Regions from separate parts of the Homo sapiens genome. Here region 2 is linked to region 1. The links are chromatin contacts, found by Hi-C or POLR2A ChIA-PET in ENCODE. All regions are on one chromosome and are shown on one strand. Each heading gives the region's core, a stretch centred on a gene start or an enhancer-like site at or near the end of the contact. The rest is flanking DNA. Distances are from core to core; before and after follow the strand shown.

Evidence for each region. Hi-C counts contacts between places; a loop is a spot of excess contacts on that map. ChIA-PET counts read pairs that join two places held with the same protein, here RNA polymerase II (POLR2A). Pooled maps may share reads with other maps.
Region 2: a loop to region 1 is called in a pooled map, with 10 times the contacts of the local background. The contact joins the promoter of RAMACL here to the enhancer-like site in region 1. A Hi-C loop is called at or near these places in 1 of 168 maps with a recorded cell type or tissue (endothelial cell of umbilical vein), 10 of 37 single-sample maps with no recorded cell type and 11 of 50 pooled maps. POLR2A ChIA-PET finds 5 or more read pairs at or near these places in 2 of 52 experiments (CD4-positive, alpha-beta T cell and activated CD4-positive, alpha-beta T cell).

The regions. Positions count from the first base shown.
Region 1 is chr6:166,483,710-166,489,924 of GRCh38, reverse strand. RPS6KA2 (ribosomal protein S6 kinase A2) reads left to right here. Exons shown (of 21, transcript NM_021135.6): 10 at 1,004-1,092. Among named protein-coding and RNA genes, the nearest start is that of RPS6KA2-IT1, 21 kb to the right of the region's middle. RefSeq lists enhancers at 1-263, 3,562-4,062. Within about 2 kb of position 1,669, at least 19 of the 41 ENCODE cell types and tissues checked have a DNase peak (open chromatin) inside an H3K27ac peak, as active enhancers do; they include CD4-positive, alpha-beta T cell and endothelial cell of umbilical vein, where a contact is called at or near this core.
Region 2 is chr6:166,584,469-166,591,268 of GRCh38, reverse strand. It overlaps RAMACL (RNA guanine-7 methyltransferase activating subunit like), which reads left to right and starts at 4,591. Exons shown (of 1, transcript NM_001395999.1): 1 at 4,591-6,800. The coding sequence starts at 4,792. The coding sequence ends at 5,148. All of the region lies in intron 1 of RPS6KA2 (ribosomal protein S6 kinase A2), which reads left to right. RefSeq lists enhancers at 1,811-2,070, 2,651-2,700 and a silencer at 4,249-4,388.

The DNA.
Region 1 (6,215 bases), core at 420-2,919:
GGAGGAGTCATAAAGCTGTTTGTCCTCATGAGCTGCTCTTGCCAACTCTGCTTGCAAATGGACACATAACTTTTATAAAATTGAGAATCACCTAAAACACCACCAGCTCAGCTTTTGTAAGCTCGGTCCTTATGTAGATGGAAGGAGAGAGGGGAGTGAAGGAAGCCCCATTGTGAGGACCCTTTTGTCAAGCTAAGGAGTGTCTTTTTATTTAATCAGCCTTTTCCTCCATCAAGGGACCTTGAATTGCAGCAGACACTGAGAGCTGCAAGTCAGGACCTTTGCAGTGATTCTCATTGTTTGAATTTTAAGGGAGGACATGTTCTTTACTTTTGCTAAAGCTGGAATAATCCCTGACAGCAAGTCACGGGTGTGGCCTCAGGGCATTCCACTTGGGAGGGATGGAGAATTTCTGGAGGGAGCACTAGGCTCTGCGCGTGGGGTTCTCAGTGTGCTCTGAGGACTCCGGTGGTCCTGAGACCCTCCCGGGGTTTGCAGGTCCTCCTCTCGCAGGTTTTCTTCATAGCATCGCAACAGACCGAGCACAGGGTCCAGCTGTCTCCTATGAGCCAGGAAGAGACGCACCCAAGTGCAGAACAATGCCACTAAAGACTTTTTTATATGTATGTTTGAGAAAACATAGATAATTTCCATTAACAATGTTATTTGTGTTAATGGGAGTGTTATTGTTTTTTAATGATTTTATTATTAAATAATGTTTATTAATAAAAATTTATTAAAGTGAATTAGGAAATGGAAATTATACAAATTTCTCACTTTACTTTCTACTGTGGTAAATATCACAGCTGTAACCCACATAAACATAAGCTCTTTGGTGTCCTCAGTAACTTTTAAAGCATAAAAGGGTCCTAAGACCCACGTGGTAGAGCACGGGCTGCTCTGGGTGACTGCGATTGAGGTCTCTGAATGCTGACTGGGGCCCTCTTTATAGCTTGTCCTTGTTCTCCTAAAATAGATCCTAAAATAGGATCTTGTTTTTCAGAGCCAAGCTGGGGATGCCGCAGTTCCTCAGTGGGGAGGCACAGAGTTTGCTGCGAGCTCTCTTCAAACGGAACCCCTGCAACCGGCTGGGTAAGATTCCCCGGGACACCCCACCACGGGAACGTGCAGGGCGCTGCCCCGCAAGCTACAGTGGAGATGTGGAGGGCCACCCTCCTGCTCCGGCCCAATGCCAACCAAGGTCACTGAAAACAGACCTCACCTAGAGGTTGAAATAGTACCAGTGCCATCTGAGCTCCAGGAAAAAAGGCCCCTTCACAGCTTCTAAAACACATAGTTGCTGCCAAAATACCATAAGCTGTTTTCTAAAAGCCACTGGTTTTACCCAAAATGGTAGTATCCTTCAACCAATCTGACTTCCCTGAGTTTTGAAAGTCTCTAAGCTAAGGACAGAACCGTTGAAAAGCTGCTTCTAATTTAATTCTCCCTAAATTGAGAAACCTCCACATCTATTAAAATCAGGATCTACTTTAACTACTGATTGATTTTCTTTTCGTGTATGTGACAGCGTATTGAGGATTACTCCGTGGGCTGGGCCGGTCTTAGCGAGTTGGCGCGGCCGTGTTGTCTCAGAGTCAGACAGCAGCAGGAGCAGGGTGTTTCCGGTTCAGACAGCAGCAGGAGCAGGGTGTTTCCGGTTTAGACAGCAACTGGAGCAGGGTGTTTTCGGTTCAGACAGCAGCAAGAGCAGGGTGTTTCCGGTTTAGACAGCAACTAGAGCAGGGTGTTTACGGTTTAGACAGCAACTGGAGCAGGGTGTTTCAGGTTATTTTAACAAGAAAACGAAAGGAACACATTAAATTCTGTTTTTTTTTAAACTCTAACCTCATAGATAGAAGACATACCAGAGGGGAAGGCAAAAGTTAAATCAGGAAATACTTCATTTCGGAAAAAATACTAGATTTTCCTCTCTGCATGCCTTAACCCCAAAGAAAGAAGGACCCATTTAACTTCTTCCCCACATCAGCTTCCATTGCAGGGAACTTTTGCATTCATTTGCAATCCTTCAGTGATTGAAAGTGAAGCTAATCAAAAGTACCTTCCTACTCCACAGTCATATTTCACAATGTGAGATAATTGAAGTATAACTGTGATCTTAGAAAAAAGGAGTTAAGGTGATTTTTAAAAATCAACATTGATGTATTTAAAGTACTGAGTACTAATCCCCATGAGATTCATCTTGTAATGAATTGTCATAGTTGTATTCACCTAATTAAACACATTTACATCCAACTTCTAATCCAGATTTTTATCACGTAAACCACTCTTCCTTCCTGCAGATTCATCTTCATAGTAATTCTTTACTTCATATAAAGATGTCCCATAGTTGTATTTCCGAGGCAGTTCTCCTCTGTGTAAGCAGATATTTTATTCCACTCTACAGACCTCTCGGTGATAACCCACTGTCAGCGCCTTTGTCCACTCAGCCTGTTTTCATTCTTCCACACAACACAGTAAAGCAATTCCTCCTTGTCACCGAGCACCTCTGCATGCCGAGCGTGGCTACCAGGAGAGCAGGTGACACAGTGAGCTCCCGTGGCACTGGTGACGTCAGAGCAGGTGACACGGTGAGCTCCCCGTGGCATGGGTGATGTCACAGGGTGTTCTGCCGTCACTGTCTGCCAGTCACTGCAGGCCAATCCAGAAAGCCCAGGGCACGTGGGTGTGTGTCAGGAGAGTAAATCCCTGCAACATTTCAGCACCTTGGTAAAACCATCAGAATGTTAAATGTATGCACCCTTTTGCCCAGAAGTGTTACTTCCAGAAATCTCTCCAACAGAAATAGCCATACCTGCGTAAAAGGGGTACAAATAAACGGTGTTTGCCGAAGGTCTTCCTGTTTAACAAAGACCTGAAGATGAAGTAAGCATCAATCAATAAGGAAATCATTGAATCAATTATGAAACGTCCACACCACAGCCTGGGGCTGGAGGACGGTGTCTCGGCCACGGCTCTGCACCGTCTGCATTTTGGGCCGGTTAATTCTTGTTTTGGGAGCTGCGCCATGCATTGAGGCTGTTTAGCGCATCCCCACCCCCACCCCGTGATGATCAAACGTCTCCTGACATTGGCAAAGTCCCCCTGTTGAGAATCTCCACGTTGCTGTTACTGACATGGAAGGGCCAGGGTCTAGACTGAATTGCAGCCCACATGGCTGGAGAGTGTAGACTCACCCCGCAGCGGAGCCCGTGCCACCCACACCACAGTGCATCCATGCCAGGGCACATGGAGACACCGATGGACCCAGCCCCCAATGCCACCTGGCAGGGCCCCATGCTGGTGTCTGTGGAAAGGACTGTGTCCAGTGCATTGGATGAAAACTAACTAGCAGGTCACTGCACACATTTTATAGCGCTGTCCCCAGTCAAGGGTCTGAGAGGCTGGGGAACTGTCACCCAGACAGAGGCAGCTTCCTTAGAGGGGTATTCACCAACAGTGCTGTGGACAAAGCTGAAGGCCCCAGCAGAGCAGCCCCAAGTCACTGAGATGCCAGCTGGGGGCGACAATGAGATGGGAGGCCCAGGATGGAGAGCACTCAGGACCAGAGGGGAGGACGCCTGATCAGGACAGAGGGCCCATGCTGCAGCACACACAGGGGCACTGTGTGTGTGTGTTCATGCGTGTGCGTGCACATGTGTGTGTGTGTGCTCACAGCTGTGTGTGGGGTTCATGGCTTAGAGGAACCTACTGACCAAACAATTTTTGCCACGTTGTTGTTACTGGGACCCCCTCAGCAAAGTCCCAGATGGGACCTGAGATTCCAACCAAGAGTCATCAGGACTCCTCCTTTTCATCAGTGGTGACGGTCGTCGTTAGCCAGGGTCACAGCCACATTTCCAAGAGATGTGCAGCTCCTAAAGCTGTCTGCACCTTGGCCCTTCACTCGCTGGTCCTGGTGCACACCCACGGTTACACAGTGACTCGGCTCAGGAAACGCAGCAAGGGCTCAGCGCTCACCCTTAGTGCCCAGAGTCCCTATCCACACAGGGCCTGTCATGGGCAAGACCTCACCCCCTGAGGGTGGGGTCCCAGTGGTGGGAGATGCAGCCTTGGACAGAGGGACAGCCTGGGCTGGGCAAGGCAGGAAGGGCTTGTGTCCCACCCTGTGTCCCGAAGTTGCCGTTTCACTGCAGTTTTCCCAAATCTGGGTGTGGTCTGGCCTTTTGTTTACAGACCCCCCCGTTCATCACCGTGCGTCTGGGGAGGTGGGGGAGGCGGTGTTTCTTAACTCTGAGGGCGTGTTTGGAGACAGATGCAAGTTGAGAAGCGTGTCTCAGCTAAGCCAATGCATCGCGGTGCCCTGGTTTGTCCAAATGCTATGTCAAAGGTCATGTTTCTGATCTGAGTCTTCCAGATTGTGAATTAAATTGAGTCCCTTCCATTGCAGTGTCCGTCAGCCCTAAGAGCAATGTGGATGTAATCCTTCTGGGAGGAAGTAACCCTCCCAGCTGGAGGGGATCAGGGGCTCGCTGGCAGGGGCTTGCTCCCCAGCTCAGCAGATCTCAACCCACTTCAGGACACGCCTGCCTTAGAATCGAGTTTGCAATGCTGTAAACTGCCACAAAATGCACAGAAGCATCTTTGCATGCCATTTCCACTCATCTCTCAACTCTGAAGTTTGCCCATGTCTGGAGCCCCTGGTCTCATTTCATCAGCCTTTTCAGTGTCTGGTCCAGAGCTGTTCTTTTCCGTGACCCTAGGTTGCACCTTTATTGTGTCTGTGGCTCTCCTCCCCTCATTCTCTATGCTGCTGGGTGTAAGCACAGCCTCCCCCACACAGCCCTGGAAGGCAGGCCCCATGGGTGGTGGCAGAGGGTGGGTGGACAGCTCCGACGTTCCCCTGCCTGGGCGGATTTCTAATGAACCAGGAGAACAGGTCGTTCTTCGAGCCTCAGGTTTCCCCCGGCACGGTGCTGTTGATGAGGATGAGAAGATGCCTTGGCACTGCACTAAGGTAGTCATTATCTGACTTGAATTCTCGTGACAGTACTTCAAAGCAGGTCAAACAAGAAACTTACGAAATTCACTTATGAAAACAGATGTATCCATAGGAATTGCTTTTAGCTGCAAGGAATAGAACCTTTAAATAATTTTAATTTTTTTGTTCAATTAATTTAGTTTTCCAAATCACGGTTTCATTCTCTTATTAACACACCACGTGGTGGTGGATGAGTTGTAGACACTGGCAGCTGAACTACTGCTGTCAGGAGCCCAGATCTTCCTGTGGCTTCTGTTTCCCATCCTCAGTGCACTGCCTTTTCATCCTTATCCTCGGTGCCTTGTGATGGCAATGCGGCTACAACACCTCCTGGAATCACATCCTCACTGCAGGAGAAAAAGGAACTGGATGAGGCCAGCTGCCTCTGTCCCCTTTTTCACAAAAACAAAGCTTTTCTGGAAGCCCCTGGGAGTTCTCTGTACTTCTTGTTGACTGGAACCCTGTCTCATGGCACTCGTGACATATGGCACCGTAAGGAAGGCAGGAGAACAAGCATCTGTGGTTGGAGGAAGGAAATGAGGGCTGGAGTGGCGGCTTTACTGGCCAGGCAGCTGGGCCGGCCACAGGTATTCACTAAGTGATGAGATCCACGAAGGCAGAGGTTGTGTCTGGCTCATCTTTGTGTCCAGCTCTCGGACCACGCAGAGCCCCTGGTGAATATGCATGAACTAAAGTGAATTGAAGGAATTGTAGTTGTTCTTTAAGGTGCTCTGAAAAGCTCCTTGCCCTGAAGTGTGTGGAGTTGAGTCGAGCCTGACCCTTGGTGCTCCTGCTTCATCTCTATCCATTTTCCCTGTCAAGTGGTAAAGCAGAAAAGACAGCACAGGTTTGCGGGCATGTCACGCCTTGGCCCCCGCAGTGCCTGCTCAGATGCACGGGCTCTGCCTGTGGACATGGACGTCATGCTGTTTCTGTGCGCTTACCCAGAATTCTTGTTCACAAAGTGTTTTTCTGCTAGTGACTTGCACAGTCCTGCATTCTCTTAGCACTTCACACCTGCCAAGCATGCGCACCTGTCATCTCCTCCGATCTTCATGACAAGACTGTAAAATTGTGTTCATCATTTTCTGTTTGAGTGAGGCTCTGTTCCAAGGTACAAGGGCTTGTCCCGGGACCCTATGTGTGCAGGAGTCGGCTCTAGTTGGCACCCGACCAGCCAGAGAGCAGTGCAGCTGTCGCAGAGGCCTGGGTCCTC
Region 2 (6,800 bases), core at 3,342-5,841, 98 kb before region 1:
TGTTGGTCGCGTTGAATGATGGTAACATCTTTCCGAGGTGCCCCCAGGGCCTCCCGTGGAGGGTGTGTTTGCTGAGTCCTTGCACGCTGGCCTTTTCCATCACCTGCATCTATGAAGAGTGCCTGGGCGACTGTGAAATGCCTGGGCTGCAACCTTTTTGTACCTGATGCTCAGTGAACATTGCTCTCTGGCATCTTCTGGCATTTAATATGTAGAAGAGAATTCTAAAGTCAGACCGAGACAACCTGTTTTTCTGCTTTTGTGATGCTTGTAATTAAATAATGCTCAGATTTGACTCTTCATTGACTGTGACATGGCAGGCAGATCCATTTTACTTGCAAAGGTTTGTGTGGGTTGGTTTTAATCTGTTTTTAAATCCAGCAAGGCCTTACTCTAAGTCGTGTCTTTGATGATCTCTTCCGTTCCCTTATTTATGCTCTTTGCCTGGGGCCATCACTTATCCGTTAGTGTTGATTATACTCACTGCCTCAATGAGGTTTTTTTTTTAATTTTTTAAAATGAGTTTTATTGTGTATGTTTAAGGTATACATGATGCAACGGGAAATGAGTAGAGATAGTAAGAAGGTTACTGCAGGAAAGCCCATTAACATAGACGTGCTTTCAGTTATGCACGTGCGTGTGTGTGTTGTGGGGCAAGAGCAGCAGCAATCAACTCATTCCACACGAATCCCCTGTATAGTACAGTGCAACGACCTGAAGTCCTCAATGAGGATTTCAATTGTGCTGCTGCATGTCTGGATTCTTCTGGGGCAGGCTGATGGCATGGTTCTCACCCTAAGTCATGCTCCTCGCCAGGCTCCATCTTTAGGTGTGCCCAGCCCTGAAATAGGATCTGTCTCCTCCTAAAGCAGAGTCTGACACGGAGTTCACACTGGGAATCTGTGAACTTAATCTTACGTGGATGCTGTATCTGCCAGACCCTAATGACTGATTCTTATCAGCGTTTAGTAGGTTCTTGCTCCTCAAAGCCTACTGATGTAGGAACTAGTAATTTACTGTTCTGATTCTATTTCCCACTATGTCCAAGTTTTAAGCAAAAAGTATAAGCAAAACAACAAAAGAAGCAAAACCAGAAGGCTGCTCTAATCAAATAGATTTAGTCTTTATCATCCCGATGATGCTTGCCAATTCCAGCCCCTGTGTCTTTGCTTGAGCTGTTTTATTTCACCTTGAATGCCCTCTCCACAGCACCGTCTGTATTCCCCCCAGTTCCCTTGCCTCCTCCTCTGAGCACCCCAATCAAGCTGCCCAGGGGCCCTTCTTCCTCTGGCCCTTCCTGTTCTTGTTTTCTGTGTATCTCACTTGCATGCCTGTGGCCTCATTTGTTGGGTTGGTGGGTATGATCTTGTCTCCCGGTAAGATCCCAAGTCTCTCTCCATTCTGTTCATGCCACAGTTTAGTTTATGTTGTATATCAAATCTAGGAGTTAGAAATTTTGAAAATGTTTCCAACAAATCTGATTTGTTTGGGCCAAAGCACTGGGTGAGAGTCTTCTGTAAGACTGATAGACCACGCTCTGTTTTTCATGCAGAGATGCTGGAGACACAGGTGATGTGCGCCCATTTCTACCAACAGTCTCTATTGGAGCTGATAGTAAAAGCTGAAAGTTCAATTTCCCAGTTTCCCTTTAGGCTCTTATTTTCTGCGACTTAATGAGGGTAAAATACCTAAGGGTAGAATGACATTGTTTATGCAGCCTTCCATGAAGCATGACTGATTTCAACTGATTTCAATTCTAAGGGTACAGTCCCTCCTGTCGGGCATAGAAGATACTCTGACCATGGAGGCTGGGTGTCTTTGGCCGATGAATTGAGCTGGGTTATTTTTCAATTCCAGTGTGGATATGTAATGGCAATAATTTAGAACAAGTGCTCACAAAAGTGCATACTTAGTGCTGCAGATTAATACTTCCCATCCTTTTTCTTTCTTTATGTGAAAATGAGCAAAGGAACCCCAGGAGGGGCCCTGGAATGCACCGTGGTTTCCTGTTGAGCTGTTGAGCAGACGCTTTCTCCACACTGGCTGTGAAACATAAATTCACTTTTGGCTTTTGCTGGTGGTAGGAGGAGACTGGCCCCATAGCCATCATTTTTATTTCAATCTGACCACCTGTTTCCAGAAAGCCTGGGGCTCTTTTATAAAAGACTTAAATTTTGAAAGAGTAGTGGCAACCCCAATGTTACTAATTTCAGCTCTGACTCATCAAGGGCTTAGAGCTTCTTCCTCCTTTTCTGCGGGGGCACTCCCTTGCCACCCACCTCCTAGATGCCCTTAACCACCCACTCCTCCTCCCCCCAATTTGGAAGTCAGCCCTGAGAAAGCGACAGTGTTCCTTTTCCATCTACTTGCTGGAACACAGGTAGTCGCACCTGGCCACCTATGCATGGCCTCTGCTGGCCGGGTTGACAGTGAGCACGGAGGGCCATTGGCTGCCGCACCCTGTCTGTCATGTGCGACTGCCCAGCTGGACTCTCTTCGGGCCCTGAGCTTCCGGGAACCCTGTGTCCATCATCAGGGCAGAGTAGCAGCCCCAGGTTACAGGGCAGCAATAAAGCCCACATTCTGGAGTTGAGATCAGACGATCTAGTTCCACCTTTGATTGTTTTTCTGTACAAATAGGAATTATGTACATGCAAGGCTACAAATTAGATGGCAAAATCAGCCAGAGCGAGAGGTTGGGGACAGGCAGAATTTCCCCAGATTCTGGTGTCTCAGCGACGTGCTGCAAGTTCCCAGCGCAGGGTCCCTGTGGAAAGGAGGCAGCAAAGGGATGTCGTGTGCCCAAGAGGAGTCCCCTAAGACCCCCAGTTCAGGTGCATGATGCTCTGTGTGGCTAGGGCCTGTGGAATCCAGTTCAGCCACCCCTCATTTTTTCTGCAGAAAGCCACCCCTGCAGCAACTCGCTGGCCCCACCTGGAAATTATAATTTAGGCCTGTGAGCAGCTGCACACACTCATAGGCTGTTTCTTTGCAGAGATTTGATTCTGCTGTCCACCTGCTGAATGTGAAGCTGACTTTGTGGAGGTCCTTGTTCCTCTTTTTAAACCACACTCAGGGAGCAGTGGAGGGTGAGGGCCCTGGGATGGAGCTGAGCTCCTGCCTTGTTTACTTCAGACCCCAGCACAGTGTGTACATTGGGGAGCAAAACGAAGGTCCCCTGTTTCTTGGAAAGAAGTTCACTTTTAGTTCATGATACGAGAATTCTCTAACCATCACTGGGGTCTCAATTTTCATTCATTTTATGCTGCATATTTTGCATTCAGATGTGATAAGCCAAACAGATAAAAAACAAAATAAATTCACTGTTGTGGCTGGAACCTGAGTGAGTGAGGAGGGCGCAGGGTCTCACTCTCACCTCCTCGGGGTTCTTCCCCACAGGGCAGAGAGCGCACAGTCCCGGAAAGTCCTGCCATGAATGACAGCAGCCAGCAGGAAGTCAGACTCTACCCACTGTGCTAGTGAGGCCAGACGGCTAGTTTCAGCGCCTTCAGCTGTGGCTTTTCAGAGACGTGGGCCCTTCATCTTCTACTTCTGAATCCACTTATATATTTTACATTTTTGTGTGTGTATATATATATATAATATTTATTTTATGCTGGTTTGCTTTTTTTTTTCCAATGGCAGACTTCAAAAAGGGCAGACTCGTTCAAGAAAGATGTTATATCACTGCATGAGATATTCAGGAAGAACTAAAGTGTTATTTTTGAGAACCCACTCTATGCCAGGTACTGTTCTGGGAGTTTTACATGCGTGGGTTCATTTATTTCTCACAACCACTAATCCAGGTAGGACCCCCTCATTCTACATAGGAGGGAACTGAGGCCAAGGACGGGTGAGGAGCTTGTCTGATGCCACACAATTAGAGTGACGGTGATTAGAACTGATTTTGATGGTACATTTCTCTTGTACTTATGAAAAGCAGATACGAATCTCTAGTCTGTGCTTATCTCATCTTTCTTGCCTCCCTCTGTCCCATGCCAGTGTCCAACCAAGCCTTTCTTGGGCCTGTAGGGCTCTGACCCAGGGTCTCTGGACTGTGCACTCTTGTGTTTCAGGAAAATATTTCCCTGAGTTCATAAAAGAAAAATTATTTCTTCCTTATGTGTTAGTCTAATGTCAGGGTTCCTGATGACTGGCCACTTTGCTTCCACATGGGGATTTGGGGGACCCAGGCTTCTTCTTTGTAGCTCCACCAGCCCTAAGGGCCTGCAGTTAGCTGTGGGGGGAAAGAGACTATGAAAGAAGCACCTGCTTCTTTAAGGTACACCATCCAGACACACTCCATTGGCCAGGGCTAGTCACATGACCACACCTGCCTGCAAGGAGGGCTGGGTAATGTAGTCCCCACTGGGAGGCAGCTGAGGGGAGCCCCAGTCTATGGCAGGAGCAGAGATTTCTGAAAGCTGTTGGCTCCCTCTGCCCTGGAGGTAATGCTGAAATTTGACTTTGTGTATAACTGATGTGTGTTACCTTTGTCATGTCTTCAGAATAAACTGTGGTCATTCTTTTTCTTTCCTCCTCTGGTATATATATGGACTAGTTCATGGGCCTTATTAAAAGACTTGTTTGGAGAGGAAGGCGCTCGGTTACATTGGAGAACTGGAGTGGTCTGGAGTTCCACGGTGTAGTGGACCAGAGGCCACCTCTCCTGGGCTTCTCAGTGTCTCGCCGGCGGGGTTCGGCCTGAGCTGGATAGACATAGCCCTTGGCGGATTTAAACAACCTAAACATTAAGCAATACAGCTGCCTCAAACCTTTGGGATTTTCAGAATGACTGACACTGCCGAAGCTGTTCCAAATTTTGAAGAGATGTTTGCTAGTAGATTCACAGAAAATGACAAGGAGTATCAGGAATACCTGAAACGCCCTCCTGAGTCTCCTCCAATTGTTGAGGAATGGAATAGCAGAGCTGGTGGGAACCAAAGAAACAGAGGCAATCGGTTGCAAGACAACAGACAGTTCAGAGGCAGGGACAACAGATGGGGGTGGCCAAGTGACAATCGATCCAATCAGTGGCATGGACGATCCTGGGGTAACAACTACCCGCAACACAGACAAGAACCTTACTATCCCCAGCAATATGGACATTATGGTTACAACCAGCGGCCTCCTTACGGTTACTACTGATAGAAATGTTGGCAGCTTTTAGTAAAAGCATTTACTCTGTTACCATGAGAAAAGTTTGGGTGTCTTCTGTTGGTCATAGTTTTACATCTGATTTTACAGAATGGATTATTGATTTTTTGGAAGTTGAGACTTTAAAAAAAATAGATCTTACTTGCGAAATGCGATGGTTGCTGGGAATACCTGAAACTGTGGATTATATTGCTTGACTTCTACCTCAGAATCTTCTTTGTTTCATGACTTAATAGTGCTTTAAGTTTGGTATATTATTTGACCTCTAGGAATTCTTTGTTTTACACAGAAATAAAAATTTTAAAATAGAAAATGCTTTTACTTTGTAAGGTAAGAGAGTATCCATATGCTTAGATGTGCTCGTTTCTAAAATTCTAGAGGTTGATATAATCAGCTCATGAATGCACAGCTATGCTTTTTGTGATAGATTGTACATAACATCAGCAGTTGAAAGGTAAAACAATTGCTTTTTTTTTTTTTTGCATTTGTTAAGTGACTATGGTACTTTGTGATTCCTTAATCTATAGATGAGTCAGCTCCACACTTGAGTCTCTTTTTAGAGGGAAATCAGTAATAAAGCTGTAAAATAAGGAAAAAAAAAAAAAAAAAAAAAGACTTGTTTGATGTCATGTTTGAGATTTTCTCTTTAACCTTAAAAGATCAGCCTGGACAATTGCACACAATTATAAGTAAATGTGAAAATTAGGTTCTGTAATTAGGATGGCAGTAAACATAGTGGAGAACCATAACTAATCAATACAGACATGTCAGCAATCCTCGATTCCTTAATCTTCAAGAGAAAAAAAGTCATAATGAAGAAGCTAAAGTTGCTGAAGATGTGAGACTGAAAGTCCATCCCAGCGAGGACGGCTTCGTTTCCCAGCCCCGAGTCACTCACTACCTCTTTTTCACGTAGCCAGAGCTGCATCTTTTTTCATGTATTTCAGGGCATTCTGGCTAGAAGGAAAAATGTGTTACTTATGATCTTCTTTTGAAACTCGAGCTTCCTGCACCCCACATCGTTGTAGCAACATCGTCACCACACGTGTGCTCAGCACTCAGAGGTGCAAAGATGACCAAGAAGCTCTCGGGTTTTCTCACACTAGTTGCTACAGCAGAAATCTGCTGTGTGTTTTGAGACATCTTGGGAATGACACACCAATGTGCCACCCCCTCGGGATCTTAAAATAGGTCCAGATTGAATCTTTAGCTAATGTTGTTATTGTAAACCCTGAGTTCCACCAAATGTTTCTGAGTTTCTGGACCAATATTGCATTTCAAATAGATCAATCATGGTCTCTCCATGAGAAATGAATTCTATTGGAACGCTTTCTGAGCTCACAGCTCCTCAACGTATTTACTGAAAACTTGGCATGACAGCGTAGCTCCTTTGTTTCCGTTAAAAATTTCAGTTAAAATTACTATAAAATAAAGTGCAAAAGATCACAATCACAGATAGAAATGACCAGATTGGGGTATACTGAGTTTCCTTAACATCTGGAGAGCTGCTGAGTATCCCCAGAATGCCCAGGCATTTTTCATTTATTAATTGTGATGTCATGACATAACTGGCCTAATAGAGCTATAAAAAGTGTTGTAAGATGTAAATGTTGACATTTAGAGTGTCCCTGTCATCACTGAGT